Regions from separate parts of the Homo sapiens genome. Here region 2 is linked to region 1. A link is an interaction called in ENCODE POLR2A ChIA-PET data of the cell type or tissue named here. Cell type or tissue: GM12878. All regions are shown on one strand. Links, peaks and the distances in the headings refer to the core of each region. The heading gives the core; the rest is flanking DNA.

Region 1 (16,656 bases), core at 5,064-13,063:
TTGTACTTTAATTCACTTAACAATGTCATTCACAGAGGAAAGTGTTAAATTTTAATAAAGTCAACCTTATCACTTTTTTCTTTCATGGATTGTGCTGTTGGTGTTGTATCCAGAACTAATCACCAAACTCAAAGTCATTCAGATTTTCAGTTTTTCCTTCACAAAGTTTTACATTTTACATTTAGGTCTGTGGTCTATTTGGAGTTAATTTTTTTTTCTTTTCTTTTTTTTTCTCTGAGACAGGGTCTCACTGTCACCCAGGCTGGAGTGCAGTGGCACGATCTCGGCTCACTGCAACCTCCACCTCCCAGGCTCAAGCGATTCTCCCACCTCAGCCTTCCAAGTAGCTGAGACTACAGGCACACACCACCATGCCCAGCTAATTTTTGTATTTTTAGTAGAGACGTGGTTTCACCAGGTTGTCCAGGCTGGTCTCAAACTCCTGACCTCAAGTGATCCACCCACCTCAGCCTGCCAAAGTGCAGTATTGGGATTACAGGCATGAGCCACCATGCCCAGCCCATTTGGAGTTAATTTTAATGTAAGTTGTGAGGTATGCTGTAATTTATTTTTTATATGGACGTTCAGTTGTTCCAGTATCATTTGTTTAGAAGACTATCTTTTCTCCATTAAATTATTTTTATATATTTGCCAAAAATCAGTTGACCATATTGTGTGGATCTATTTCTGGGCTCTCTGTTCTTTTCTGTTGTTACTTTATGTCTATTCCTTTGCAAGTAATACTGTCTTTGATTACTGTAGCTTTATAGGCATTGTGAATTCTGCTACTCTATTTTTCTTCTTCAGAATGTTTTGGCTATTCTAGTTCATTTGACTTTCCATATGAATCATAGAGTCTGGGTGTCACTATGTTACCCAGGGTGGTCTCAAACTCCTGGGCTCAAGTGATCCTCCTGCCTCAGCCTCTCAAAATGCTGGATTACAGGCGTGAGCCACCACACCTGGGTCACAGGGGTGACCCAGCCTACTGAAATTTTTTTTTATCATGCAAGGGTGTTGAGTTTTGTCACATGCTTTTCTGCATCTGTTGAGATGATCATATTACTTTTATCCTTCATTCTGTTAATATGGTGTATCACATTTATTGATCTGTGCATATTGAACCATCCTTGCATCCCAGGGATAACTCCCACTTGATCATAGTGTATTATCCTTTGAATGTGCTCTTGAATTTAGTTTGCTACTATTTTGTTCAGGATTTTTGCATTTATGTTCATCAGGTATGTTGGCCTATAATTTTTTTTGTAGTATCCTTGTCTGCCTGTAGTATCAGGGGAATGCTGGCCTCATAAAATGAGTGTGGAAGTGTTCCTTTCTCTTCAGTTTTGTTGGAAGAGTTTGAAAAGAATTGGCATTAATTCTTTTTTTTTATTATACTTTAAGTTTTAGGGTACGTGTGCACAACGTGCAGGTTTGTTACATATGTATACATGTGCCATGTTGGTATGCTGCACCCATTAACTCGTCATTTAGCATTAGGTATATCTACTAATGCTATCCCTTCCCCCTCCCCCCATCCCACAACAGTCCCCGTTTAAATGTTTGATACAATTCACCAATGAAGTCCTGGGTTTTTCTTTGTTAGATTTTTAAATTACTCATTCAATCTCCTTATTTGTTTATTGGTTATAGGGTCTGTGGCCTTTGTTCATTTGGTTGTTTATTGGTTAGTAGGGTCTGTGGCCTTTCTTCCCTGTTCCCAGCCTCCTCGAACCACTCAGCTGTGCTGATTACCTCAGTAATCTGGGTAAGGTAAGAAAGAAGTGGGCCTCTTGGGCAGCAGCCTACACAGCTGAGGGAGCTGAATGCTTACTCACTCTCCTCTCACTTTCCTCCGTGGGAGGAATCACAGGCTGTGGGGGTCTCTCTTGGCATTGAACTATGCTGCCTTGGGGGAGGGGTGACCTAGATAAAGTGAAACTATTCTTACCTTCTTCAGTGTGTCCAGTGATGTGCTGGAACTTCACTGCTGGACTTCTGGACTTCCACAAAGTACTCTCATCCATGGGTACTTGTCAAAATCAGTGCTTCTGCGGGGATATGATGGTAGAAAGCTGCTATTCCACCATCTTGCTAATGTCTTTTCTCTATTTATATCTTTGATTTCTTTCATCATTGTTTTTATAGCTTTCCTCACATCTCACATTTTGTTAGATTTGTACCTAACTACTGCATTTTTGGGGCACTATTATAAATGTTTTTTTTAAACTTTCATATTCCATTTATTCATTGCTAATATGGGAACATAATTCATTTTAGTATGTTGGTGTTGTATCCTGCAATCTTGCTAAACTCACTTTTTGGTTCCAGAAGTACTTTTGTAAATTATTTGGAATAGTCTAGGTAAACAGGTTGTCTGCTAATAAATGCAATATTATTTCTTCCTTTCCAATCTGCATGCCTTTTACTTATTTATCTTGCCTTATCACATTAGTTAGGACTTCCAGTATGAGATGGAATAGGCATGATGAGAGAAGACATCCTTGCCTTGTTTCAGATCTAGAGGGAAAGCATTCAGTATCTCACCATTAAGTATGATGTTTGCTGTGGGTTTTCATGAATGTCTTTTATTAGATGAAGGGAATTTTCATTTATTCCTAGATTGCTGAGAGTGTTTATTACAAATTTCACTGAAAGCTTTTTCTGCATCTTTGATATGATCATGTAGTTTTCTTAATTCCTCTACTAATACGGTAAACTACATTGATTGATTTTCCAATGTAAAATTATCCTTGCCTTCCTGAGATGAACTCCACTTGGTCATGGTGTGTTATTTTTATATATTGTTAGATTTCATGTGTTGGTATTTTGTTAAGAAATTGGTTTTTGGGGGGGGGGGTTTGTTTGTTTTTCTTTTTTTTTTTTTTGGAGTCTCACTGTGTTGCCCAGGCTGGAGTGCAGTGGCGTGATCTCAGCTCACTGTAACCTCCACCTCCCGAGTTCAAGCGATTCTCCTGCCTTGGCCTCCTGAGTAGCTGGGATTAGAGGCATGCGCCACCACACCCAGCTAATTTTTGTATTTTTAGTAAAGACGGGGTTTCACCATGTTGGCCAGGTTGGCCTTGAACTTTTAACCTTGTGATCCGCCCACTTCAGTCTCCCAAAGTGCTGGGATTACAGGCATGAGCCACCACATCTGGCCTTTTTTTTTTTTTTTTTTTTTTTTGAGGTGCTTTATCACTATGTTGCGCAGGCTAGTCTTAAACACTTGGGTTCAAATTATCTTGCCTCAGCCTCCTGAGTAGCTGGGATTCTAAGCATGCACCACCACACCAGCCTGCATTTCCTTTTTTTTATATTATGTTTGTCTTGTTGTGGTATTAGGATAATGGTTAGCCTCATAAAATGGGGGAAGTATACCCTTTTTTATTTTTTGAAAGAGAGTATGTAAAGTTGGTGTTATTTCTCTCTAAAATGTTTGGTAGAATTCACTGGTGAAACCACTGGGCCTGGAGTTTTCTTTTTTTATTATTTTATATTAAATTTTTTATTTCTGTAGGTTTTGGGGGAACAGGTGGTATTTGGTTACATGAGTAAATTCTTTGGTGGGGATTTGTGAGGTTTAGGTGCACCCATCACCTGAGCAATATATACTGAACCTAATTTGTAGTCTTTTATCCCTCACCTGGAGTTTTCTTTTTTAAAGTGATTTAAAATAACATATTCTATTTCTTTAATAGATATTGAGCTATTCAGTTCTTTTTTTCTTCTTGAGTAAAACTTGGTAGTTTGTATATTTCAGGAAATTTGAGCATTTAATCTAAGTTTTCAAGTCTCTTGGAACAGAGGTCATAGTATTCTCTTATGACCTTTTTAATGTCTATGAGATCAGTATTGATGTCTTCTCTTTAAATTTTGATATTGGCAATATATATCTTCTCTTCTGGTTTACCTGGATATCAGTTTTATCAATTTTATTTCTTTTCAAAAACTAACTTTTGGTTTCACTGGTTTTCTTTGTTGTTTTCCTCTTTTCAATTTCATTGATTTCTGCTTTAATTTTTATTTCTGTCCTCCTCCTTCCTTAAGAGTTTGCTCTCTTCCTCTAGTTTCCTAAGATATAAACTTCAGTTATTGATTTCAGATCTTTCTCTTTTTCTTTCTTTCTTTAGAGACAGGGCCTTGTTCTGTTGCCCAGGCAGGAATGCAGTGGTGTGATCACAGCTCACTATAACCTCAAACTCCTGGGCTCAAGCAATCCTCTCACCTCAGCCTCCTGAGTAGCTGAGACTACAGGCATGCACCACCATGTCCAATTGATTTTTTAAATTTTTTGTAGAGATGGGGTCTCACTGTGTTGTCCAGGCTGGTCTTAATTTCCTGGGCTCAAGAGATCCTCCCACCTTGGCCTCCCAAAGTGGTAAGATTACAGGCATGAGCCACCATGCCTGGCCTCTCCTTTTCTAGTGTGTGAATTTACTGCTGTAAATTTCCCTCTAAGTACTCTTTTACTTGTATATCATATTTTGATATTTTTATCTTTACTTAGTTCAAAATATTTTTAATTTCCCTTGAGATGTCCTCATTGTCCCATGGGTTATTAAGAAGTTTATTCTTTAATTTTTAAATATTTGAGGACTTTCAGATAACTTTTTACTAGTTTAATTTCTAGTTTTAATTTCTAGTTTAAGTTCCTTATGTTCCAAGAATGTACATTGCATGAAATTGTAAAGTTTTGCTTTATGACCCAGAATATTGTCTATCTCAGTGAATGTTCCATGTGCACTTGAGAAGAATATGTATAGTACTATAGTACTCAGCTGCCATTGGTCTGCTCTAGAAATGCCAAGTCACATTGTTTGAGTATGTTTTACTGTGTCTTACGGTATCTATATCTGTATTCTTACTGATTTTGTGCCTGCTTCTATCAGTTATTGAGAGAGGACTATTGAAGTTTCTAACTAAACTTGAGACTTATTTCTCCTTTCATATCTATCTGGTTTTGCCTCATGTACTTTGAAGGTTTGTTCTTAGGTGCATGTATGTTTAAAAAGACTTACATGGCCAGGGGCAGTGGCTCACGCCTGTAATCCCAGCACTTTGGGAGGCTGAGGCAGGCAGATCATGAGGTCAGGAGATCAAGACTATCCTGGCTAACATGGTGAAACCCTGTCTCTACTAAAAAAATACAAAAATATTAGCCGGGTGTGGTGGTGGGCACCTGTAGTCCCAGCTACTTGGGAGGCTGAGACAGGAGAATGGCATGAACCCGGGAGGCGGAGCTTGCAGTGAGCCGAGATTGAGCTGCTGCACTCCAGCCTCGGTGACAGAGCGAGACTCTGTCTCAAAAAAAAAAGACTTACATATATGCCTTATAAAATTGAATGTCTTATAGACATCATATAGCTATGTCTTGATTTAGCATCTAATTTGATAATCTCATTCTTTTAACTATTATGTTTAGCCCATTAACTTTAAAGTGATTATTGATAAAACTGGATTAAAATCTTTTTTTTTTTTTTTTTTTTTTTGAGATGGAGTCTCACTCTTGTTGCCCAGGCTGGAGTGCAGTGGCGTGATCTCTGCTCACCACAACCTCTGCCTCCTGGGTTCAAGTGATTCTCCTGCCTCAGCCTTCTGAGTAGCTGGGATTACAGGCACGCACCACCACGCCTGGCTAATTTTGTATTTTTAGTAGAGACTAGGTTTTGCCATGCTGGTCAGGCTGGTCTCGAACTCCTGACCTCAGGTGATCCACCCGTCTTGGCTGGAATAGCTGGGATTAACAGGCGCCCGCCACCATGCCCGGCTAATTTTTGTATTTTTAGTAGAGATGGGGTTTCACCATCTTGACCAGGCTGGTCTCAAACTCCTGACCTCGTGCTCCACCTGCCTCAGCCTCCCAAAGTGCTGGGATTACAGGCGTGAGCCACTGCACCCGGCCACAACTGGATTAAAATCTATCATCTTGTTAGCTATTTTCTATTTGTTGTACTTATTCTTTGTTTTTCTTTTTTCCCTACCTTATCTGGTTTTAATTAAGCATCTTTATGATTCTATTTTATTGTGTTTTTTTGGAGTTTTTATACCTCTTTAAATATATATATATATATATTGAGATGGAGTCTTGCTCTGTCGCCCAGGCTGGAGTGCAGTGGCATGATCTTGGCTCACTGCAACATCCGCTTCCTGGGTTCAAGCAATTCTCCTGCCTCAGCCTCCCGAACAGCTGGGATTACAGGCACCCACCAACACGCCCGGCTAATTTTTGTATTTTTAGTAGAGATGGGGTTTCACCATCTTGACCAGGCTGGTCTCAAATTCCTGACCTCGTGATCCACCTGCCTTGGCCTCCCAAAGTGCTGGGATTACAGGCGTGAGCCACTGCACCTGGTCCTCTTTTAAAAAATATTTTTAGTGGTTACCCTAGTGTTTACATTTTTAAAATAATCTCCTTCTACCTGAGTGTCGTAGCATGTACCTGTAATCTCAGCTACTTTGGAGGCTGAGGCAGGAGGACTGCCTGAGTCCAGTAGTTTGAGACAAGCGTGGGTAACATAGCAAGACCCTATCTCAAATAATAATAATGATCTCTTTCCACCTTCAAATAACACTTTACATGTAGTGAAAGAACCTTCTATCAGTATTTCCCAGTTCCTTCCTCCCATTCCTTTTGGTATTGTTGTCATGTCATATTTTTATGTATACTATAAATAGCCAATATCTTGTTAAACTTATTGTTTGAACAATTAGTTTTCTCAGTGGAATTAAAAATAAGATGATTATATTTAACTTTATTTCTTCTGTTTCTGATGCTCTTCATTTCTTTGTGTAGAGCTAAGTTCTTAACCTATATTATATTCTTTATGCCTGAAGAACTTTCTTTACCATTTCTTATAGGGTAGATCTGCTGGCAGTGAATTCCTTCAGTTTTTATTTGTCTGAGAGTCTTTATTTTTCCTTCACTTTTAAAGTATGTTTTTTGCCGGATATAGAATTGTGGGTTGACAGGTGTTTTTTTTTTTTTTCTTTCAACACCTTAATGATGTTACTCTATTGTTTTCTTGCTTGCCTGGTTTCTCACAAGACATCTACTGTAATTCTTACCTTTCTTTCTTTGTGGGTGTCTTATTCTGTTCAGGCTGCCATAACAAAATGTCACAGACTAGGTGGATAAATAACTGAAATTTGTTTTCTCACAGTTTTAGAGGCTGCAAAGTCCAAGATCAGGGTGCCTGCATGGTTGGCTTTTGGAAAGGGGTCTTCTTGGCTTGCAGACAGCTTCTTCTCACTGTGTCCTCATACAGTCTTTCCTTGGTGCTTCTGTTTGGAGACAGAGGGGAGAGGGAGAGAGCGCATGCGAGAGAGAGCAAGCAAGCACACCACGGTATCGCTTCTTATAAGGACATTAATTCTGTCCAATTAGGGCTGCACCCTAGGACCCCATTTAACCTTCATTACTTCCTTAGTGGCCCTATGTTCAAATACAGCCACACTAGGGGTTAGGGCTTCAACACAGTAACTTTAGGGGGACACAAGCATTCAGTTCATGACAGTAGGTAATGTGGGTCTTTCCCTTTAGCTACCTTCAAGACTTTTTCTTTGTCTTTGATTTTTAGCAGTTCGAATATGATATATCTAGGTATGGTTGGTTGGTTGGTTTGGTCTTGGCTTTGGTGGTCTTAAGCTTCTTGGATATATGATTTTGTGTTTTGTTACTGATTTTGGAATATGTTTGCCCGTTATTTCTTCAAATTATTTCACTTACCCCATTCTTTTTCTTTTCCTTATGGGATTTGTTATGCCATTGTTACATTGTTTCATATTATCCCACAGCTCTCAGATGCACTATTTTGTTTTTCACTCTTTTTGCCTTTCAGTTTGTGTAATTTCCATTGCCCTATTGTCAGGTTAGCTGGTTCTTTCCTTGGCTGTATCTTCTAGCAGTAAGCTAGTTGAAGTGCCTCTTTATCTCTATTACCATGTGTTTTTTTATTTCTAGCATTTTTATTTTGAATCTTTTTTTATAGTTTCCATGTCTCTGCTAAAATTACCTATCTGATCTGGAATGATGTCTACCTTTTCCATTAGAACATTTAACATTATTTTTGGAAGTTATTTAAAATTCCCTCTCTGATAGTTCCAACATCTCTGTCATATCTGAGCCTTGTTCTGATGATTGGCTCATCTTTTCAGGGTGTATTTATTTCTTGTCTTTGGGTATGCCTTGTATTTTTTTGTTGAAGGCCAGACCTGTTGTTCAGGGCAATAGAAACTGCAACACGTTGGCCTAGAGTGTGGAGATTTGTACTAATTTAGCCGGGAATTGGGCTATGTTTGAAGCTTGTTGTTGCCGTGGTCACCATTGTTGAGGTTTGTTGCTGTATGCTGTAGACATCAGAGACTTTAATGTCTTCTAGTGACTTTGTTTTTGCTTCCTCTTTTGGTTTTGGGTCTTCCTTTTGTGCTGCTCCCCAGAGAGAATCTGTTGTTTACAGCTTTCTCAGCTGTAATCCACTATTATTATTGGAAGCTTATATAAGTGTGGTGATTGGGTGTGGACGATGGGGAGCATTCTCTGTTCTGATTAAGTCTCAGTGTTTGGAATGCACAGCTTTAAGCACTCAGATAATTTCTGTTCCCACTCCAGTGGTAGAGCTTTTTTCTGCCCCCTTTTTCCCTTTATCCGCAGTGGGTATCCACCACTGTCTCAGTCTGTGACCTTAAAGACCTTCCCTCTGGAGAATAAGGCTTCCCCAACCCCTAAGTGAGATAGGGAGGACTTGTCTGGGCAGAATCCCCTGAATCCCCTTCCCTCAGATGCAGTGCTAATCTGCCAGTGTACTGGGTTGGTTGCTAGGACAGATAAACCTTTTGTTTCCTAAGGAAGAATGCTCTGGGAAGATTTTGCAGTTGCTGCTGTGCCTCTCCCCAGCCAGAACCATGGTGCAAACTTTCTGTGGATTCTCCATGATCTTCTCTGTGAGAGCCTGGTAGCGTTCTTATAAGAAAAGCCTTCAAAGGGATGAGAAGCACCCCCATGACTGTGATCCCCAGGAGCTTCAACCTTCTCATGCTGGCCCACTCACTGTCTGCCTCCATCAGTTCACCAAAATTTCTAGTTTAATTGTCTTACTCATATGGTATCCAGTGGCTTCTGCCTCCGGTAAACAAATGCTTAGGTCCTGTGCCTCCCTGAAGATGCCTGTCTCTCCAAATTTGGGGGTAGCTTCAGATCTCTGATCAGTTCACAAAAAGTCATTAATTTGTTGCATGACCAGCTTTTTCCTTGTTGGAAGAAAACTTATGCAGAACAAGAATGGTGAAAAATACATTACTGACCAAGAGATCATTTTATTTCTCTCACTATATCAAGCCCAAACATTTTCCTTTTAGAAGCTGCAGTTCATAGCAATAGATAAGAAGATTTTGTCACATAGACTAGTTTCCATTTCATTAGTCAACTGGAGCTATCTAAATTGAGATAGGTGCATTTATAGGCTGGCTATACTTGAGTCTTCTTTGAGGACAACTTTAGATATAAAATGCACATGGCAATTGTCTTCTTTTCCTTCTGGACAAAGATGCTCTACACAGTGTGCTTCTCCACTCAGATTTTCATAGGTCTTATTCCTTTTTACCCATCAAGTTCTGCCAAGCAATTCTTTACTTCCTTATATGCTTTATATAACTTTTCCCAGTAAGCAACCTCCAAGGCCATAGTAGTGTTATTCCTCTGGATATCAAAAAGATAGTGGCACTTCTGAACAAGTGCCTTCTGAGACTTCTCTGAATCATTTGTATCCTAGATGTGTTTGGTTGAACTCTGCTTAACCTCTTCTATTTGGGCGGGTATTTTTGCTCATTGAGTGTACCAGCAAATTGTCCAACAGAGGTACCATGTTTTCTAATGACATAGATAAAAAAAAACCCTACTGTTGATATGATAAAGAAAGTCTCTGGGGCAATCATATATATTTCTTTGGAGAGATATTATGAGATAAGCCCAGTTATGTGTGTATAGGGTGCTGTGACACCATTTTAGATAAAGGAACTGGAAGAATTCTTCAGGGATAAGCCCTCATGACAGACCTGTCCTCTATATTCAGCAAGAGGTGGTACAGAGGCAAGACATGGCTACAGCTTAGTGTCCCCATGACCCTGCCAGAAAAGCATGTTGGGTGCCACAGTAAGGTGGCCACTCAGAGGTCTCACAAAGTGACCTTCTGAAAATAATAATCTAACCTCTTCTTAACACCCCCCTGTATGTTTATTAAATGCTTATACTTAACAGGCAATAACTTTTATGGCTATATATACTTCTGATTGATGGACAGTTGAAGTTTGCGGTTGAAAAAATAATTTTATCAGAGAAGACAAGGCAAGATTTAAAGTTTTTCCATAATTGCTTATCAAGCATATTTGCACACTGAACAAATATCTGTAAAGCATTTACTTACGTAGATGTTAGAATGTAGCAATGAAGAAGACAGATAACAGCCCTGCCGTCTGAAAGCTTCTATGCTAGTTGGGGAAAACAGGCCAATAATCAAAGTAATGACTAAAGAAGTAGGGAGAGAGTGGTATAGTTGGTGGAAGCAGTATGGGAAATACCTCTCTGAGGAGGTGATATTTGAGCTCCTGGATGCTGAGGCGGCCTCCACAGTGTCTAGTTGGCGGGGGCATGTTAAATGTGAGATACCTATTGGACATCCAAATGAACATGTCAGATATGTGCTTGGGTATATAAGCCTGGACCACAAGACTGTGTACGCAAGTGAAAAACAAGTCAATGTTTATAATGGTCTGGAAGTAGCTGTAATCAGCTTGGGAGATTGTCTGGATAGAGTAGAAATGAGAGTCCAAGATCAAGTCCTAAGGACTATAAATAGCTATTTAGAGGATAAGGAGCTAGTGAGGTAGAAAGAGAACAGGAGAGTTTAGAATCAAAACACCAAGAGAAAAAAGTATTTCTGTTAGGGGAGTGGTGGGAGTGGTGAATTTGGCTGAATGCTACCGAGTTCAATTAAAAGTAGCACAGATAAGTGATTCTTTGATTTGGAAGCCCAGCAAGCATTCATGACCTAGGCAACAGGGCTTTCAGTGGTGTTCTAGGAAAGGAGCCTCATTCCAGTGGGCTGAGGAGAGAATAGGTGAGGAACTAGAGACCATGAGTACAGATGCGGATCTCCTGAGATCAGAGATAGATGTGGAGCTCATGAGAAAGAGATCCGCATCTATACTCATGGTCTCTAGTTGTTTTTTGTTAGTTATTTTTTATTTTTGGTTTTTTTTTTTTTGTTTTTTTGTTTTGAAGAGGGGAGATACTGGCACATATTTGCATACTGATAGGAATAATCCAGTAGTGAGGGAGAAATTCGTGATGCAGAAGAGCAGAGTATAAATCACAGGAGTGGGTAAGCAGGAATATATTCTAGAGCACAAAGGGAGAGTAGCGTACAAGGGACAGAAGGCCAAGAGTTTTGGGGCAGTGTCAATTGCCCTGTACTTTTTTTTTTAACATAGCTGTAATTTCTGGCTTTTCTCCTAAAGCATACTAGCTGACAAAGCTACACATTTATTTCAGAAAGAAGCCCAGATTTTATATCCCTTTTTAGCCTCAGTGATCTGTGTTCTATGAAACCCCTAGCTACATAGATCCCCACTATAAGTGCCATCTCAAAACAGCATCATATCATGTAATCCTCACAGTAAATCATGGATGCAGGTGCTATTAAAGACATTTTATAAACCAGGAAATTGAAAATGTGGTAATATTAATGAAATACAACCAGTTCTATCGAGGAACCCTTAATAGAGGGAGGAGATACATATTTGAATTAAATTGCTATGTAAGAATACAACATTTTGACTCAAGCAGAACTCATGTTTTTCTTTATATTTTTCCATGGAAGTGTAGACTTTGAAAAAGTCTGGTTTTCCCCACAATTCAGCTGAAAATAATTTTCCTTTTGGAGCTGATTAACACCAGCCAGTAATTATTCTAGGAGGATAGTTACACCATAACTTATCTCTGCATGGGAACAAGTTCTTTTGTCTGAGCCTGAGGGCTTCTCCAAAGGTTATTATCTGCATTAGATGTCTCTCTGCAAGATGCAGCTGCTGCCTTAATGCTACACTGACATTTCAGTGGATGTGGAAGGGTCAGTTTCTGTTTTCCTCCCCACTTAACCCTCAGCTTCCTCTTACTATGCATGAGAAAATTGTTGTAAATTTTCTCTCTGGCCATTTCATTCAACAAGTATCTCAAGTGCCTGAAATAAAGAGTATAAAGCTTGTTTTGGTTTAATGGCTAAGAGAATATGGACATTTCATTTTTCAGAGCTTTCACAGAAATAGGCAGTTTGTATTGGAAAATTAGAGCAATTCTTCCTTCCATATTAGAAATGTTCCATTGCTCTCTCTGTAATGTTTCTCTCACAGAAGGCTCAGGCACATTAAGTAGCTTGCCAGGATCAGCCAGTTCACCACTGCCCTTTTCCTAATGTGAAATCGTATGAAGTAAAGGAAATCAGCTTAAATTAAATGTTTTTGTATTTATGCTGCAAAGATGACGACTATGAAAGCAGTCTTCAGTCTTTGTTGCTCTTGTGTCTTTCACTGCAGGTGTCACTTGCTCCCACTCCCCCTTTCTGGGTAGATTTCTTTTTCTCTCACCTTTACAATAAGCTATTTTTATTAAAAGAGAAAAAAGGAAATAATGATATCTATAGGGTCGATCATTAAGTTTTTGTCATCTTTCTTGGTCACACCCCTGAGGGGTGCAGTTCTTTGAGGGTCATGGAGTGTCTTTTCTCAGTGTATTACCAGGAATAGTTCATCTTTTTCCTTCTTAGAAGAGGGAAGGTAGCTTAATGATGATCAACTATCTTTAACTTGCCTCTGGACTTATTGTTCTTCACTTAAAAAGAAAAATACTAGTAAGAATATTCTTCCAGACTTTTAATGGAGTATCATTAAATCTCTATCCCATAGTTTAAATGAAGTGGCTGTATGGCTGGGTTTTTCATATAATGAGGGGGAAAATCCTGATTGCTCTCCTAACTAGATGTTTTACCTTTTAGTTACTTGGTGAGAGAGAAATTATTTCTGTGAACAATACTGAATAAATCCACGAATATGCATAGCCCTGATTCTTGTAGACTCATGACCAGCTTCTCCTGACCCTCTTAGCAGAATTATTTCCTTTTTTTTAAAGAAAAAGCCCTATTATCCAGAGCTCTGTTATCATGATTAACACACCATTCAATGGTTACATGTTCAAATTAAATTCATTAGCTTTTCATTGAAATGAAACTCATTCGTTTTTTGATCATAGCATTTTGCTTTTTAATCTTTTCCAGAAAGAACTTGAGAAGCAGAAGAGAATTAAGAGGAACCAGCAGCTGGAAGCAATAGCCAAAGAACATTATGAAAGGGTCTTGCTAAGGAAAAAAGGTCTAGAGCCTTGGAAGAGATTGAGAATGCAAAGCAAACAAAACATCCAGGTACACTGTCCCACTGTTATCCCCCAGATTAGAAAATGGACTTTTCCAAATAGGATGGATGCCCAGTTAAGCTTGGGGGAGGGTAGGGTTTGGTGATTTAAAGCCAGAAAGATAAATTAATTGAATGTGTGTATTTGTTTTGGATACAATTTTTGATTTGGTCTTTTAAGGTAGAGAAGGACTTTTGTAATTGAATAGGTTGGAAAAAATGAGAGAAAATGTTTTATTAGAGATCCCCCCAAGGTAAGATGAATAGAAGCTTCTCTCAGTTTGAGTAAGGGAAAAGTTATTACCATAAGGTACATTAGTCAGGTTTCTGCCTGTGATAAAGTTGCATAACAGACAACCCCCAAATATCAGTGGCTTACAGCTCAAGTATTTATTTCTCACTCATATGTCTGTGGGCCAGTTGTGGATTGAGTTCAGGTCTCTCCCCAAGCCTCTCATTCTGGTTACAGCAGCTACTCAGGGCATGCTTTTCACCTGGCAACTGTCAGAGCTACAAAAGGCCAAACCAAATTATGTAAACCCGTTGCTTGTATTATGTCCACATTCCATTGGCCAAAGCAAATCAAAGGGCCAAGCTCAAAGTCATTGAGGAGAGAAAGAGCTCCATCCACTCTACAGGGAGGAACTGTGAAATCACATTGCAAAGGGTATGGGTGTATAATTCTATTAGAGAGAACAGAACAGTAATTCACTCTACTGCAGAGAGATATATGAAATCAGACACCGCAGAAATTTCTAAAATTTCCCTAACAAATTTATCCAGTGCATGCAACTAAATGATTAAAAATTCAAAATAGATAAAATGTTATCTCATCTTTTGGCTCTCAGTCTGCTGAGATGAGTCCAGGACAGGCAGAAATCTCAGGTGCCACAGAGACCTCCGTGGTGGTCATTTTGGCCAATAAATATGACTGCCAAGAGACTCACTTGAGTCAATCACATTCACAGTGCCAGATATCTAGACAAGGCTTAGAAAAATGTGTCGCTGTTTAGAGAGGACTAAGAGAGAAGGCTTTTCCCCTCTTGCCTCTTAAAAGAATATAACAGTTACTTTTAAAAATCTATAAATTCTGATTTGTATGTTTATTTTGATAGAATGATACTCAGTTGAAAAGACATTAAATTATTCATGTTATTTTCTATCAGATGGTTTTGTGGTTTATTGATAATGTCTAAATTTCAATGCTGGTGACAGCTCATTCCACAACACTAATTGAAAGTATTGGCATTTCCTCAATTAGACAGTGGTTAAGTCATGAGAAAGAGAGGTTTGTTGTGGAGTTGCTGTCCAAGCTCCAGGAGAGCAAATTGAGAATGTTGCCAGCTACCCACTCCAAAACTCAGGGGAAGTGAAGTAATGGCTTAGAGGTTGGTTGTTCCATTTCCATAACCAGCAAATCACTGTGGTCTTCAGGGAGCTGGCATTGAAAGGCCATGCATGATGTGAATCTATAACCTCCATAGAATAGGTCAACAGTCAAAGCTTTTAGGACACAGGCTGCATGTACCTTCAGATTATTCTCTACCGACTGCCTAAATGTGTTTTATAGCATCATTTCCAAAGGTGATGTGTTTGTTTAAATGATTTAAAATTTAAGGAATAATATTTCTCATTTAAAAAATTGTCCAGGTGGCAGAAGAACATTACTCTTTGTTCCTGCAGAGGAAATACATGCTGACGTGGTTCCAGCGTAGTCAGGAAAGTCTGGCTAGAAAGATGGCCCAGGCTGATCAATTTTATTCCCAAATACTGCTTAAGAGAGTCATCCAGAGCTGGCTACAGGTAAGGACATAGGGAAGGGTACCTTAAATACATCTCATTGCTCAATTCTATTTAAGAAAACTAAATGAAATCCAGAATGTCCAGGGTCATTATGTTTTTTCAAGAACAAAAGAGTAGTCAATCCCATTCACTGCTTTGAAATAAATGTGAAAATGGTAAATCAGTGTTTTATTAGTGTAAAATCCTAAGCCTGTGTTTGTTTCACGGAGTGTGTATAAACTGTAAGTTATCATTCCATCAGCTTTTGTTTTTATAGTCATTTCTTGTTTCTTGTCTCACAGTGCTCAAGTGATTTAGAAACTTACCCCTTCAATCTTATAACTGTTTCTATTCATGTGTTCTCTTACCATTTTTAGGATACATTATAGAGGATATTTTCTTGGCTTCCAGGTTATCCTTTTCTTTGTATGTCTCTAGTGTCATTTGTTTCTTTTGTTTCATTTCTGTCTTTTGTGCTGTTTATTTGCTCTAATTCTTTGTCAACTGATATTTTTTGTCTCACTTTTATTTCTGTCTTCATCCCCAGTACGTGATTGATCTGCAGGAAGAAGTAAGAAAATTTTGTGTACATTTTCTTCAAAAGAAGATTTTCAGGGCCTGGTTTAACATGGTCAGGGAGGTGAAGATCGATTCTCAGGGCAAGCATGAGATTGCAGCGGAGCACAGTGACAGGTGAGGTTTTGATAGTGAGGAAAATTCACTCTCTGACTTCACAATTGCTCAGCAATATATTCTGCTCCTACAATGTGTCTGCAGAGATGAGCTGGAGGCTAGGAGAGCGGGGAAACACCAGTCAGGGGTGGGAGTCCCGGCTCACCAGCAATGTAATAAACCCCCTGGGACTCCAGGGTTCCATCTTTAAAAAGAGAAGTGGGAGGAGGAGGAGGCCTGCCCTTTCTACCTCACGGAAACTGCCAAGAGAATAAAATGATGTGACCTATATGAAACACACCTAAGCAAAAGTACTGTATTCTTTGTTAGTCAAATATAGTTTTATTTTTTAAGTTCAGTTTCTCTTTCAACATCATTTATTGTGAAATGTACGACAAATATAGAAAAGTGCTTAAATCATACAAATACAGCTTAACGAATGACTGTAAAGTGGACACCCTTTGTTACCACCACTGAGGTCAAAACGTTGAACATTGCTGTCGCACAGGCTCCTTCCCAAGTCTCTCTTAAACTACTCTCCTGACATTTACAATGAACATTTGCTTTTCTTTTTACTTTTCTCCTAAGTATGCAGCCTTCAATGCTATAGTTTTTCCTGGTTTGGAACTTTATATACATGGAATCATACTATATGCCATATTAATATTTAAAATACAGTTATGTTTTATTTAATCCAGTTGTCTTTGAGAAATAAGGTATTCTGTATAAGTAAGTTTTATATTT
Region 2 (16,656 bases), core at 3,676-11,675, 90 kb before region 1:
CTATAATCCCAAAACTTTGGGAAGCTAAGGCAGGAGAATTGCCTGAGGTCAGGAGTACACCACCAGCCTGGGCAAAATAAATAAACCAAAAGTTAACTGTTGGTTGCGTGTGTGTGTGTGTGTGTGTGTGTGTGTGTGTGTGTGTGTGTGTGTGTGGTGGGGTTATCACTATCCCTTATCATAATGTACATGCAAATATACTTGGCTTTGAACTACCTATATTCCAAATAGATTGAAGTAGAACATGGTTTTAATGTATGTATTCTATATGGAGACACTGGCCCTCTAGGGAACCCAGACTACACAGAATTAAATGGCAACCTGAATTGTTCCCTTCAACTCTCTGCTTTAAGAAGAAACATTCTTTGCACAGCAAAAGAAACACCAGCTACTCTACAAAAAGCCAACTGCCTGGAACAGGGACAAGTAGTTAAGGGGTATTTTGGGAACAAATGATAACAAATCTCAGTGTTGGTCCCAGGAGAAAGACAGGTGGTCTTAAGAGGGTAATTTTATCAAGGTCAAAGGTATAAGAGAAGCAACCTGAGCACTGGGCACAGAGCTGTTATAATTTTGTTCCCATAAATTTGCATGCTGATGTGGGAAACCATAATGAAGCTCTCAGCTGGCCGCAGTGGCTCATGCCTGTAATCCCAGCACTTTGGGAGGCTAAGGCAGGAGGATCGCCTGAGGTCAGGAGTGCACAACCAGCCTGGGCAACACAGCAAGATCCTGTCTTTGCAAAAAATTTAAAAATTAGCCCAGCATGGTGGCATGCACCTGTAGTCCCAGCTACTCGGGAGGCTGAGGTGGGAGGATGGCTTGTGCCCATTAAAGTTAAACAAATTAAACTTTACCAAGCAGTTCAAAGGTTTTCTTATAATTTTCATCACAACTCACTCTGAATGTTCTTTTTTCAGGAGTTCAAGGCTGCAGTGAGCCATAATCACACCACTACACTCCAGCCTGGGCAACAGAGTGAGACCCTATTTCTGAAAAAGAATTTTTTTTAAGCCCTGACACTTCAGAAAACTCTTGTCATTTGGGAGAACTGCTGCCAAGTAATTTCTTTGGAATTTTCACTATGTAACTGGCAAAGGACTTTAATTTACTACACACACAGAGTTAATAATACTTTGTTTAAACATTCAAACTATTTCCTTTTTCCTAATCATGAAGAAATTTGGCTTTCTCTGGCCAAAAATGATCTTGTTCTTTACAGAGAACTCAAATCAGGTTCTTTTTAGAGCTTTGCATATTCCTGGTACTGAATGACTAACAGTTACCTCTGTTCTGGTGGAAATAATTCAGTTTGTAAATGAAGATGTGAAAATTTATAGTGTTAATGGTATACCTATCCACATACATTATATTCTGGTCTGTCTAAAAGGACAGTAAAATTGACCTCCTATATATTTAAGAATTTGATCAACTTGATTTATTTTGTTTCCAGGAGTAATTCCATTTAGATTAATGGTTAAGTTGCTTCATAAAAGTATAACATCTGAATGAAATTTTAGTTACCTGTGAGGAATAAAATGAACCTTTAAGGAAGTTTCTGGTCCTATTCAAATGTAAGGTTGATGTGGTTAAGGAAAAGTTCCAAGGACAGCAGGAAAAGGAAAGGAAAGGTCATTTCTGAAGGCCAGAGGGAAGACTGGGCAGGCGACACTCTCCTGAAAACCTACTTCAAGCAACTCCAGCCCAAAGTCTGTATCCTAGCTCCTTTTCTACCTCCAGGTAAGTGTTAGAATCCGAAACTGACTTTCTTAACTTCTGGATAACTAAATAATAAAAGAAAATGGCAGTCCTTCAAAGCAACATTAGCAAAGGAAAATAGCTTTCAAAGCCTGGTGTATTAAAAAAAAAATGCAAGAAGTAACACTAGGATCAGAGGATCATGAGTCTCCCTGTATTTTAATAGCATAGGGTTTGCAAAGCAAAGACAAAAACTCTTTTGTGAGAAAACAAGTTAACTTTTACCAAGCAGTTCAAAGGTTTTCTTATGATTTTCATCACAATTCACTCTGAATGTTCTTTTTTCAGGCTGTTAACAGAGGAGGTTTTGTTTTTCTTGGTTCTTTTCACTATAAAATCACATCCTAATATTGATGAGCTACATGTATAGTATTAAGTACCTGGATTTGTGTGCCAACATGCCAGAGCACACAGATAAGAAACAGAGATGTAGTTTTGTAAAAGACTGGCTTTATATATACATATTTCTGTCTTGTGACTCAAGCCAAAAATTAACAGGAAATGGAAGAAACTTAAGGATAAGAGATAAACTTCAAAAGACTTACGTGTCTCTTCAGGATTCGGCTGGTAATCAAAACTGAAAGTCAGGGCACATCCCCGCTCTGTTACTTGATAAGGGAAAAAACTCTCAAATAAGTCCACTCCTCTTTCAATACACTCGAGCACCTCATCTGGCCGACTAACACCAGATATGAGCCTGTAAAAGTAAGAATAAGAACAGTGACATGAGGACAATGCAAGGAAGGAAATCAGAAAGTCCTTTTAATGAACAAGGCACTAAAAAAATAGTAATAATGAAAAACACCAATCATGGTTAGAGTGGCAGGCAGTGGACAGCAACATGCAGCAGAAAGAACATATGGCTTTGGAGCCAGAAAAACTGGGGCTTGAATCCTAGCTCTGTCATTTATGTATCTGCTGTGTCACTTTGGAAAGATTACTTAACTTCTCTGAGTTTTAGTTATCTAATCTTAAAAACAAGAGCAAATAATATATACCCCCACAGAATTGTTGTGAGGATTAATGAGATATTTGAAAAAGCACATAGTTTCTTTTTTTTTTTTGAGAGGGAGTCTTACTCTTGTTGCCCAGGCTGGAGTGCAATGGCGCAAACTCGACTCACTGCAACCTGCACCTTCCGGGAGTAATTCTCCTGCCTCAGCCTCCCTAGCAGCTGGGATTATAGGCGCCCGCCACCACGCCCAGCCAATTTTTATATTTTTAGTAGAGATGGGGTTTCACCATGTTGGCCAGGCTGGTCTTGAACTCCTGACCTCAGGTGATCCGCCCACCTTGGCCTCCCAAAGTGCTGGGATTACAGGTGTGAGCCACCACGCCCAGCCCATAGTATAGTTTCTGATCCCAGAGAGAAGTTCAATAAAGGTTAGCTTCCTCTCAACTATCATCCTTCTGAACAACCTCCCTGGTCATAAACTAAACTTTATAGCCCTTTATAGCCTATCTTCTATACACTATATAGATTTTTTAGGAGTGCAAAGCTGTGTGCTTTATTTCTTGCTGAAATATTTTGCTTGTTTTAACTGTATTTTGCCTATAATTTTTCATAATTGGTGCAATAAAGACATTTTAATCCACTATATCCCTCATAAGTTAATTTACAAAGCAACTCTCGCTGTCAGGATTTCACCTCTGGCCATAGGATCTAAGAATCTAGTTGGCTTTCTTTATATTTTCTCCATTAATAAAAAGTCTGCACTGTGGAATAAGATGGTGGTTTCCAAGGTACAGGTTGAGCATCCTTAATCCGAAAATCTGAAATCCAAAATGCTCCAAAATCTGAAACTTTTTGAGCACCAACATGACACTGAAAGGAAATGCTCACTGGAGAATTTTGGATTTTGGACTTTCAAATTAGGGATGCCCAACCAGTACGTACTCTGCAAATATTCCAGGATCTGAAAAAATCCAAAATCTCAAGCACTTCTGGTCCCTAGCATTTTGGATAAAGGATACTCAACTTGTAATAGGTAAGGCATTCTGAGACTATTAATGGCACTCGGCCAGGTTTTGCCACTCCATGAAAACAGATGTGGAGATGTACTAAATCAGGGCTGGCTGGCTGCTGCTCTTTTTTATGTTTGTTTTACTACCTATAGCCCCTTTCTATGAACTGGCACAGAAATGCAAAAAAAAAAAAAAGGCTCATGTAATATTAAATAAGCAGAACTCTTACAAATATATGCTGGTTTTCCTGACTACAGTTTCCTTCAAGTGATGTAATGTTTTAGAACTCCTATCCAACTGAAGCTGGCATTTCTACACACTTATAGAAAGAAAAACAATCCAGCTTTCAAATTCAGTAACAGACATCTGTGAGCACTTAACATGAAGAAGTCCAGAAAATGTCTAGAAATACTGGTGCTGAAGTGTTATGTGCACCAGAGTGAAACAAGTACAGGAGAGGGAGCAATGAACACAAAAGAACTAGGTTAAAATTGGGGATCAAAGGCTGGCTAAGGTGATGGAAATACCTTGTTCTGGGTAGTGTTTACACAAGTGTAGACATGTGAAAATTAATTGAGCTGTATGTAAGATTCACGTGCTTTCCTCCAAGTTGTACTTGGATCTTTAAAAAAGTAGTAAAATCGCGCCTGTAATCCCAGCACTTTGGGGGGCCAAGGCAGGCGGATCACCTGAGGTTGGGAGTTCGAGACCAGCCTGACCAACAAGGAGAAACCCCGTCTCCACTAAAAATACAAAACTAGCCAGGCATGGTGGCGCATGCCTGTAATCCCAGCTACTCAGGAGGCTGAGGCAGGAGAATCACTTGAACCCGGGAGGTGGAGGTTGCAGTGAGCCAAGATCATGCCATTGAACTCCAGCCTGGGCAACAAGAGCAAAACTCCGTCTCAAAAAAAAAAAAAAAAAAAGTAGTAAAATTACACATATTATATACTATCCAACAGCTCTAGAGACTATGGAGCAGCACCCCACAACCAAACTTCTTAATATACATGCAGGAAAAAAGCATGAATATTCACATTAAGATAACAAACCATTAAAAAAAATGTGGGTAGCCTAATACGATATCAGCTGCATTCAGAAACTCAGAATTTGTAGCTTCAAATCTTGCAGATCGTCTTTTCTTATCAGCACAAGGTGAATCCTGCAATTTATGGAAACATAAGAACCAATCCTACTAGTGTTGTCAGTCCCCTCAATTTCAAAAATTGACACCACTCACTACCAGCCTCAAATCTAAGAGCTTCTTAAGTTCTTGTTGGTGGAGCTCATCTTCTCACTAGTCATCCCAGATCTGTCCTCAACTTTCCTCAATTTAAACCAGCATTCCATGTGACTTTACACTTGGTCTCCAGGTACCATATTATAACAACAATATTTGTAATTGGCACAAGAATGAGGGGAAACAGTATAATACTTGCTCTCACTTAGGAGGATCAAATAACATAATTCAAATGGCAATTATCCTCTACTCTACATTCTGAAATCAAGGCCAGGACAGCCTTGATGGAAACTCCCCTTACAGTCTGCCTCAGCACCTCAGCAGACTCAGCCCAGAAAGGACATAAACAAAACATCAAAGGCATGCCTATGCACAGACACTATTTAATATACAATCGGCCAGCACTCCTTCCCTGCATCCCTTGAGGCCAGCCTGTGTCCTAACCGAACACTGGCCTTGGCTTGTCCTCCGGCAGCTCTGCAGTGACTGATGACAGCAAGCGTAGTCTAGCCTCCAGGGTTGTTGGATTTCCTTGAAAACCATCCAGAAGGAAGCCACCCACAGGCCGCTTGGCTGTCTCTCGTGCTGACCTCAGCCTCTCTTCCATCACATCTCCACCTTCAATCACTCCAATGATCACACTCTTCTGAAGAACCTGAGGTAAGAAGGATGATATGTTTTTAACCATTTTCAGTATGAGACCTTTGTTTAAATGAACCTTACATGGAAGTCCAATGTATAGAAGAGACCTCAGTGAAGCTGCTGTAGTTGAAGCATTAAAGGGGATGGTGCTCCCTCCTCCCTAAGAACCTTTAAGGCTCTGAGGAACATACTTTGAAAAACATACTTTACCAATCAGGTAAGAAAAGACTGAGGAAAAAGATGCATTCAACATATGCAGTCTTGTTCTGGCTTAGATTAAATTAGATCAGGTGTGGTGGCTCAGGCCTGTAATCCCAGCACTTTGGGAAGCCGAGGCAGGAGGATCACTTGAGCCCAGGATTTCAAGACCAGCCTGGGCAACATAGCGACACCTGGTCTCTACAAAAAATAAAAAAACAAAATTAGCTGGGCACGGTGGCTTGTGCCTGTAGTCCCATCTATTCGGGAGGCTGAGGTGGGAGGGTGGCTTGAGCCCGGGAGGCGAAGGTTGCAGTAAGCTGAAACTGTGCCACTGCATTCCATCCAGGGTAAGAGAGTGAGACCATGTTTCAAGAAAAATAAGTAAATAAATAAAATGTACACTAAACAGGTTCAAGAGGAAAAGGACAAAATAAGAGTTTTAATTTGTGAAATGACTATCCAGGCCTGCTTTAGACTACCTCCAAGTCTCTTAGCTAGAGATAACTTTAGGAACTTAGAAACTGTTGAGACAACTGACTATCTACTCACAAACCAATAAAATAAAGACCACTACTACACACCATCCATTTTAAAAACAAATTCAATGGACCTAATAGCTAAACATAAAAAATATGGTTATACAAGTTTTAGAAGAATATATTGAGTATTTTTACAATCTTGGGGTAAGGAATGCCTTCCTAAACAAGCTAAAGCTTACAGGAAAAGGTTGACAAGTTTGAGTACAAAAACTTGCCAGGCATGGTGGCTCATGTCTGTAATCCCAGCAGGAGGCCGAGGCAGGTGGATCACTTGAGGTCAGGAGTTCAAGACCAGCCTGGCCAACACTGTGAAACCCCATCTCTACTAAAAATACAAAAATCAGCCGGGTGTGGCAGCATGCACCTGTAGTCCCAGTTACTCGGGAGGCTGAGGTGGGAGAATCGCTTGAGCCGAGGAGGAGGAGGCTGCGCTGAGTGGAGATTGCGCCACTGCACTCCAGCCTAGATGACAGGGCAAGGGTCTGTCTCAAAAAAAAAAAAAAAAAAAAAATCAGTAAAACTTCTCTACTAAAGTATACCATTAACAAAGGCAAAGGAGAACTTACTCTTTGGAGGAATATTTAAATATCTACAGCATAAAATGAGCTCCAACCAATACTCTAAAGAAATGAATGACAACCTCATAGAAATCTAGGTACAATACGTAAATATGAAATTCAAACAAATAAATGTGAATGCCCTATACACGTATGAAGAACTACTAAACCTTGTTAGTAAGGTAATGCAAAATTGGAAACAACGAGATACCATTTTTGCCCATATAATAACAAAAAGGTTAAAACATAGATAACAACATAGTAGAGGTGAAACTGTAAGGGAAATGGTACGTACATAACCTGATAAACACAGAGTAAAAATCATTTCAACGTCTTAGGAAGGAAAGTGGACAGCACTTATTGAAATGTCCAGCTTTTATCTATGGATCCTAAAATTCCACTTCTAACAATCTCTCCTATACTCATTCACATGTGCCAAGGTTTATTTACAAAGATGTTTAGAATAATGAAAAACTGGAAACAACCTAAATGTTTATCCATAGAGTAAAGGCTTACGTAGATCATAATATATACACAGTATGGCTTCCTACGCAGCTGTTTAAAAAGAATGCAGTAGATAATAGCAATATATGCATTTATAGAGAAAGAGTTTCAGGATATTGCTAAATGAAAAACAAGCAAATTGCTGAATATATGATCATACTGATGTAATACAGCCATGTATATCTATGTATTAATTATGTGTATGTAATTGCAAAAAATAAGTTTTGCAAGAAAATACACAAATCAACAATGGCTCTCCAGTAGAAGAAAGGGATGGAGAGGAGGCCTGGAACACTGTGAAGAGAGAATCTCACTCTTTAGTTTAAGCAGGAGGGACATAATCAGACTATTCCTCTAGAAAGAACACTTTGGCTGCCGTGTGAAAAATAAATTAAGGGTGAGTACGATTAAAGAATGGAATAGCAGACAACTTTAATGATCCAGGTGAAAGATGAGATGATCCGGACTAAGGCAGTGGCAGTGTGGATGAAGAGGAAAGATAAAACTTGAAACCTATCAGGAAGTAGGATCAACATAACTTGACTGATTAGTTGTCCAAGGAGAGGATAAAGACAAAGTCTCAAATGACTCCTGGCTCCTGTTTTGCAAGTACAGGTAGATGGTGATAAGAGCAAAAGGCAGGGACTCCTAGAAAAACAGTGGATGAAGCAAGATGATTACTCTGTTCTGTGTGTTCTGAATTTGAGGAATCAGCAGGATGTCCAAATGGCAATCTTAATTCAGCCACTGAACCTAAATGAACCTAAAGATAAGGCTATGTGTGATACAAACATGATTGCCCAGGCTAGAATGGCAGACACTTGGCATGATGCTACCACTCTCTACTCCTGATTCCACAGCAGATGTGACTAACAGATGACTCTCTTCTTGCTGCACCCGACCACCTCGGTTGAAACCATTCGCCATCCCTAACCCAGGTAATATATGGAGAAGAAAAGAAAGCCAAAAACCGAATCTTGGAGAGCTTCAATATTGAAGGGCATTCAGAATAAGAGGAGCCAGTCAATAAGACAGGGAGGGAATCATGGGAAAAGATGTATGCAGAAACACAAAGCAGAGAGTTACATAGGCCTGCCTGCTTATACGACTAGCATGACTATTCGGGAAACTCCCTTTCCTGGGTGTAAGAAGCACGATCATATAATTTATTATCTAAAATGGAAGAATGGGGGGGCACTATTAATAATCATGTCAAGACAATAATAAAGGGTATGGAGAGGGACTACACGTTTGACCAATAAATATGCATAAGTAAGGCCGGGCGCGGTGACTCACATCTATAATCCCAGCATTCGGGGAGGCTGAGGCAGGCGAATGAAAAGGTCAGGGGTTCAAGACCAGCCTGGCCAACACAGTGAAACCCCATCTCTACCAAAAAATACAGAAATTAGCCGGGTGTGGTGGCGTGTGCCTGTAGTCTTAGCTACTGAGGAAGCTGACACAGGAGAATCGCTTGAACCTGGGAGGCAGAGGTTGCAGTGAGCTGAGATCGCACCGCTGCACTCCAGCCTGGGCGACAAGAACAAAACTCCATCTCAAAAAAACAAACAAAACAAAACAAAAAAACCCCCACAAATATGCAGAAGTAATATGAAATGATGAGGCTGACTGCAACAACACAGATGAGGGACTTGAGGCTCATCTGACCTTTCTAATAATCATCTTTGTCACACTCGCTGTCCTGCTTTCTACTTACCCAAACATTACTAGTCCTACAAGGATAATGACTGGCTCAAAACAATTACTAGCAAGCCACCAACACTAACTGCCCAGACACACAGCAATGTCCCCACACCAAACTCTTGTTACATATACTGTGAATTCTATTCAGAATAACTATGTTTCCTCTAATTATTTCATTTATATTAACTTTATTAGCCAAATTATATTTTTATTGCTAAATTCAATATAATGATGTTCCTCAAACTCAATGCGCTTGCCATAGTGGGATGTGATCATCGCTCAGGATTACTCCACATACATGATCTCAAATATTAAAATTCTCTCCTCTGATCACTATCTTCTGTTCCCTCATCTCTACTGTTCTCTGAATCCTTTTCCCACTTAATTAACTCTGCTATCAGTATCCCTGATTTACCACTACAGCTTCATCTTCACCCCATCATAACCATTCACCATCAGCAAACATTTACTGAGGGCTTACAATATGTCAGATGAAACCCATTCGCCATCCCTAACCCAGGTAATATATGGAGAAGAAAAGAAAGCCAACAACCGAATCTTGGAGAGCTTCAATATTGAAGGGCATTCAGAATAAGAGGAACCAGTGAATAAGACAGGGAAGGCATTCTGCTGCATGATGAAGATACCCAACTTATACACAGAAATTGAGCTTAAAGAGGCCACAGTTTAATGAAGACAAATGCATAAAGAAATCATTGAAATACAATATGATTGGGGCTAAAATATAGCTACATACTAATTAAAGGGGTAGCAAAGAATGAATTGAATTCCCTGGAACTATCAGGAACCAGTTCTACAGAATGACACATGGCACTTCGGGAGGCCAAGGTGGGTGGATCACCTGAGATCAGGAGTTCAAGACCAGTCTGACCAACATCGTGAAACCTCGTCTCAGCTAAAAATACAAAAATTAGCCAGGCACGGTGGCGCATGCCTGTAATCCCAGCTACTTGGAGGCTGAGGCAGGAGAATTGCTTGAACCTGGAGTTGGAGGTTGCAGTGAGCCAAGACTGCCCCACTGCACTCTAGCCTGATAGGCTGAGCAATAGAGTGAGACTGTCTCAAAAGAAAAGAAAAAAAAAATGAATGATACATGGAATGAAATGAGCCTCATGTGGAAACAAAAGAGGGAATATAGCTAGAGATAAGAAAAGCAGAAACAAGAAACAGTCCAGAAGGAAATCCGTGTACAGAATGAAACAAGCTAATGCCTCAAGGAATTCCAAGCAACTCAGAAAGGTCAGAGTGCAAGTCACAGGAAAAAGTAGCCCACAGTGAGCTGGAGGAGTAGGTAGAGGCCACATCACAGCAGGCTGTCCATGCCATGTAAGAGTTGAAGTGGAGAGTCATTAAATTCTTTTAGGGAAGTGGGCAAGGAGCTCTTGTTTGTGCTTTACAAAGATCTTTTGGATAACAGGGCTGAAAGATGGATTGGATAAAAATGAGAATGGAGGCAGAGAGAAGAATTCAAAGGTAATTACATACGTAAGAGATGATGCAGTTACGGCTTAAGGTGGCAATAAGGAGGGGAAGATTCTAGACATATTTAGGCAAATGGAATCAAGGAAGAGTGAACAGTGGGATATTAAATGTGAATGAAAAAAAGGAGTCTTGAAAAGCTCAAATTTCTTAGCCAGGCACAGTGGCTCAAGCCTGTAATCCCAGCACTTTGGGAGGCAGAGGCGGGCAGATCATCTAAGGTCAAAAGTTCAAGACCAGCCTGGCTAACATGGTGAAACCCGGTCTCTACTAAAAATACAAAAATTAGCCGGGTGTGATGGTGCATGCCTGTAATATCAGCTATACGGGAGGCTGAGGCTGCAGAATCCCTTGAACCTGGGAGGCAGAGGTTACAGCGAGCTGAGATAGCACCACTGCACTCCAGCCTGGGCAAGAGTGAGACTCAAAAAAGAAAAAGAAAAGCTCAAATTTCTGGGCTGAGGAGCTTGGTGGATGCCATAAATGGAGATAAAGTATTGAGGAAGAGCAAAAGCAAGAACAGGTTTGTGGAGATAAAATGATGAATCCGGTCACTTCTGAGTTTGAGGGATATTCTAGTGACATAACCTACCTATAGCCCAGTAATTACATAATTCTGAAGCTAAGTAGAATAATCTTGATAGTATATACAATTTAAGAATTATTCAGCAATTAAAACTAAGGGAAGGCTGCCCAGGGACAACATATAGAAAGGGATGAAAAGAGAAACCTAAGATAGAAACCTAGAGAACAATAATACTTAAGGTTCAAAAAGAAAATAAAAATAGAGAGTAAAATAGACAAAGAAGTGAGGAGCACAGCAGTAGGAGGAAGAACAGAAAAGGTGGTATCACAGAATGTAAGGGAGGCAAGAGTGTCAAGAGAAAGGAGTGGTTAGTGGCACAGCCTTACCTCTGACTCTTCCTGCAGCCGCAGACAGTTATCCAAGAAAAGAAGTGATCGGTCAACAGACTTTCTGACCCTTTTTATGGAAGTTGCTTCCTTACAAGATACTTCTCCATCGGAGAGGCACTGGAACCAGTCTGGCTGAAGGGCCTTCTGAATTGCCATGAACTTGGAAACAGTCATTTCCACTCGTCCTGCAACACTCCACACAGACACAGACTGCCATGGAGCAAAATGATGAGGAATTAGCAAGAGTAAAATGCAAATAAAAATAAAATAATTAAAATGATAAAGCAATAATTCTTCTTTACAACTGCAGAGATGGTGACAATTCAATATCCAGACATGGTGGGTAATAGGATCTTATAGCTTACAGATAATCCTTCAGTGGTCATATAAGACAACTTTTGAGCTACCCACCAAGAATTCTTTGTTATACTTTTCTAACATCTTCTGCTCTCCCCTATCCCACCTGCCCCACCCCTACCTAACCCTTGCTGTTCCTGAATATACCACAGACTTTGATCACACTGTTCCTTTTGACTGACAGTTCCGTATTTCTTTTTCTTTTTTTTATTGATACATATTTGTATAATGTTATGGGGTACATGTGAGACATCTTACATATAGGGCAAGTGTAATAATCATGTCAGAGTATTTAAGTATCCATCACCTCAAGTATTTATTATTTCTAGGTGCTGGAACTTCTACTTCTTTGCCTGGCAAAATACTACGTGTCCATTGAGACACTGAGTTCACATATTAATCTGATCTCCAAACCTCCTGGACATAATCGATCACTCACTCCTCTATGCTCTTACATCAATTTGTATTTATTTCTTTATAGAAATGATAGCACTTATTACACCATTCTTTATTTGTCTGACTAGAGTATCCCAATTCATGTATGTATCCCAAAAGCACAGTCTAGGGCCCTATACATTTTTAATATCTAGTGTTTACTAGACTGAGTTAGATATAGAATTAAAGACTTAAATCTCCTAGTTCAAGAGAGTATATATTAGTAATATTCTATCTTTGAGCTAAAAGCAAAACTACCATTCAACCCAGCAATCCCGTTACTGGGCATATACCCAGAGCAATATAAATCATTCCGCCATAAGGACACATGCATGCAAATGTACATTGCAGCACTATTCACAATAGCAAAGACATGCAATCAACCTAAATGTCCATCAATGATAGATTGGATAAAGAAAATGTGGTACATATATACCATGGGATATTATACAGCCATAAAAAAGAATGAGGTCACGTCTTTTGCAGGAACATAGATGGAACTGGAGGCCATTGTCCCTAGCAAACAAATGCAGGAACAGAAAATCAAATACCACATGTTCTCACTTATAAGTGGGGGCTAAATGATGAGAACACATGGACACAAAGAAGGGAACAACAGACACTGGGGTCTACTTGTGAGTGAAGGGTGAAAGGAGGGAGAGAAGGATAAAAGGTAACTATTGGGTACTAGGCTTAATACCTCAGTGATGAAATAATCTGTACAACAAACCCCCATGACACAAATTTACCTATGTAACAATGTTTACACGTACCCCCGAAACAAAAATAAAAGTTAAAAAAAGGGAAAAAAAAATTCTATCTTTGGTTACCCTACAGATCCCTCTTCTCAGATCAACAAGGACATAGATGGCAGGCCAACATATAGTCGTTTTATTTTATACTAAGGCATCAGAATTACTGGTTAAATGATTCCTCTCTCCCTTACAATTTGGGTAGAAAATGGAAGTCAAAGTATTTTTTTTTTTTTTTGAGACAGAGTCTCGCTCTATCACCCAGGCTAGAATGCAATGCACTGGTGCGACTTTGGCTCACTGCCACCTCTGCCTCCCAGGTTCAAGTGATTCTCTTGCCTCCACCTCCCAAGTAGCTGGGATTATAGGCGTGTGCCACCACACCTGGCTAATTTTTGTATCTGTAGTAGAGATGGGGTTTTGCCATGTTGGACAGGCTGATCTCGAACTCCTGAGGCTCAAGCCATCTACCCACCTTGGCCTACCAAAGTGCTGGGATTACATGCATGAGCCACCATACCCAGCCAAAGTATTTTCTCTAGAATTCAAACTACAAAATAAATAGAAACTTAAAACAGGAGAATGAGTAAAAACAGTGTTCTGAGGGGCACAATTAATAAATATTGCTGACATTAATAAAGTGAGTGCAGGAAAAGTATTTGCGTTTGTAAAGTAGCAGTACACACTGAAGCTTTGCCAGAATGCTGTCCTCAGGGATAATGCCAATGGGGCCACCTCTCAGCCTAACACTTTTAATGAGGTGCTTTTGATACTGTTCTTCACTAGACAAAATCTCTGGCTGTAGACCCAGCAGACAATATTATATTGAGATTCTACTATATATAGTTATACATGTGATAATACTCATCAGCAACTTTCCCCACTCTTCCTGAAGTTGTTAAAAATCCAACAAAGCATGGCGCCGAAAGACTATCGTTTTCCCCTATCATAGCAATTTCTTTTTTTGGCATGTATTTGACCCTCCTCTACCCTCAAATTTTTTTGCAACAATGAAAATGCTGAGGATACAGTGTTCTTCATCTTAACCTCATCCTTAGGCAGCCCTACTCTAAGTCTTATAAACCATCCCATCCCACTATAATTATCGAAATAAGGAAAAGGTATAAGGGATCATCCCAGACAGTGGGATCTGAGCATCTGAGGGATACACCATAGGCTGACTTCCTGGGACAAAGCTGCAGCCTTGGAGACCCTTCTGAAAACACACCTTGTTTGTTACATAACCAGCCGGGCAGGGGCTGACTGGATCGTGCAGGGAGCAGTACAAGAGTGATTCTGGCATGCCTGTATAAACACAAAAAAGAACCCTTGAAAGTGCTTACATCAACAATGACACTGTATTATAGCAGGGAGCAGCTTCGCAATGTGTACTGCTGAATAAAGCAACTCTAAACACTGTCAATAGGTTGTATCTGAACTTGGAATTAGAGAAGGCCTATCAATATGTATAAAAAGATTACTAATCTAAAGAAAGAAATATAAAGCTTCACGTCTAATAAATAGGTACTGAGCTGCTACAAAGGAAAGATGTATCTTAAAGCACAATATACAATGAAAGTATTTAGTGACATGTTGATCTCATTTGACTTTACTTAAAGAATTTACTATCAAATATGCTTATTCCAGGTACCATCCAAGGGGAACTAGCTACCGCAAAGATAAAATGATATGCCCACAAAGTGATCTCACTAATAATAAATCTCAATAATATCATGGGTCCCTAGGGGCAGAATTTTAGAGAAGCTATAGGATGCTGCAAATGGATCCCATTCTTAGTAAGTTTCATTGATTCACGATGACAGTTTCTTAAGTTCTTCAGTCAAAAAGACAATCATTTTTTAAAAAATGCAAAAAAAGTTTAGTAAACCATGTGCCTAAATATCATATGCTAGCCCACATTTTCGTTAAGGAAAATAAAACAGGATTCCAGTGAAAAAAAAGCAAGTGTAAAACCTCTGCAGTTTTTTCACTTTATTTTCCATAATTTCAATTATTACAATTATCTCTAGAAAGCCTACATTAGCTATTTTCATTTAATTATATGCTTGTATACTTTAAAGCTGGTTATTAAAATTGGGCTCAGGTCAAGGAGAATGATATTCCATAAATTCCTCTACTAAAATACAGGGCTTTGTGATAACCAACAGGACATCATGCAGCTGCTCTCAGAAGCAGAAGACTGAATAACCAATGGAAACAGGATTTTCATTCAAGTGAGTCCTAGATACCAGAAAAAGCGTTAGGAGAAAGCGGTGTATAGAAGAACTGATGTTCTAGCTGTCACTGCTAAGCTTTTCCTATAAATAAATAGATGCATACATCTGCATATAAAATCCTATTTCTGGAATAAAGGATAATATTAACATATCAGAATACAGCCATATACAAACGCTTCATCCTCCCCTGCATGTTTGAGGTTCAAGCATGATGAGACTACTTTGGAGCTCACGAATGCCCCATGCAAGTTCTCACCGCTGAGTCAGATACTCAGTGCCTGCAGCATCTGCCCCACACCTGTCTGGGCTCCCACTCCTAACCTGGGTAACTTTTACTCTTCCTTGACCCAGCTAAAATGCCCCTCAACTTCTCTCTCAAGAATCCTTTCTCTGGGTTTTTATGGAGGCGTAAACAAAAAAAAGAATCCGTTTTTTATTCTGACCACCTTGCACATATACCCTAGAGCAGGTTATATGCTCTGCCCTCTGGCCTGTCATGATATCCATACATATCCCTAATCCTGTAAAGCAGTAACCACAATTTTTACTAGAATTCTCTATCTTTATCCCAGCTAGGCTCCAAATTCCATGAGAGCAGCAACTGTTTCCTATTCAATCTTGACTTGCCAATGCCTGGCTCTTAGATGTTCAAATAATACTTATTAAATTTATGAATAAACAAACATATGAATGAAAGATCAAAGAGGTAACAGCACCTCCAAACTCCAAATTAACACATCACAAGGCACATATAAGTAACTTAATTTTTACCTATAAACTTTCCAACTCCTTCTTTATATTCTGTCAAGACTTCATGATGTTCTGCTCTGTAAGCAAAACAGAAAAATACATAACATAATAATGTGTCATTCTGTAAATACTCTGTACAACTGGAGCCCTCTTCTCCTCACCCAAATAAGTTACATCATGGTAAATGCTGTCTTGAATTACACCATTATTCAAGAGTTCTAACTAATTAGGCTAGGTTCATTAGCCAGAACGAAGGCCTTCAACTTGCTAGTGGTTCTGTGAGACATGAAACTGGCAAAGATCAACTCCTTCAGAATACTTGAATTTTCTTCCTTCTCTTGCCCCTTTAAAATCTCTGTTGTTAACACAACGCTGCAGACTATTATGTTAATTGGTCATATAGTAGGCTTTTCAATTAAGTATAAAGTCAGTATATACATTACACAAAATGATCTAACTTTAGTTCTGTTTCCATAAAGTAGTATTAGCAAGTATATGTGCAAAGGCAGAAAAAACTTTGAGGCTGGTGCATGATAACAGCTCCTGAACTCCAAATGCAGCTCTCACAGAACATTCCCCGCCCTGTCACCCCTGGGAGCA

What was found. Peaks named below come from ENCODE experiments on the same cell type or tissue, not always from the same donor. Only the 100,000 strongest peaks of a DNase experiment are listed, where the experiment ranks them.
Region 2: POLR2A ChIA-PET joins it to region 1 with 11 read pairs; 2 of 35 experiments call an interaction of 5 or more read pairs at or near these places.

Annotation. Positions count from the first base shown.
Region 1 is chr3:113,977,463-113,994,118 of GRCh38, reverse strand. It overlaps CCDC191 (coiled-coil domain containing 191), which reads left to right. Exons shown (of 17, transcript NM_020817.2): 14 at 13,326-13,469; 15 at 15,109-15,261; 16 at 15,788-15,933. It also overlaps a transcript of ZDHHC23 not described here and the pseudogene ATP5PBP8. Among named protein-coding and RNA genes, the nearest start is that of ZDHHC23, 38 kb to the right of the region's middle. RefSeq lists enhancers at 8,258-8,307, 8,388-8,467. In GM12878, for the core only: no CTCF peak of the experiment used is centred there; a DNase peak (open chromatin) is centred at 8,328.
Region 2 is chr3:114,065,705-114,082,360 of GRCh38, reverse strand. It overlaps QTRT2 (queuine tRNA-ribosyltransferase accessory subunit 2), which reads right to left. Exons shown (of 10, transcript NM_024638.4): 4 at 16,078-16,133; 5 at 14,298-14,374; 6 at 11,523-11,735; 7 at 5,419-5,618; 8 at 2,304-2,455. Among named protein-coding and RNA genes, the nearest start is that of QTRT2, 17 kb to the right of the region's middle. In GM12878, for the core only: no CTCF peak of the experiment used is centred there; no DNase peak of the experiment used is centred there.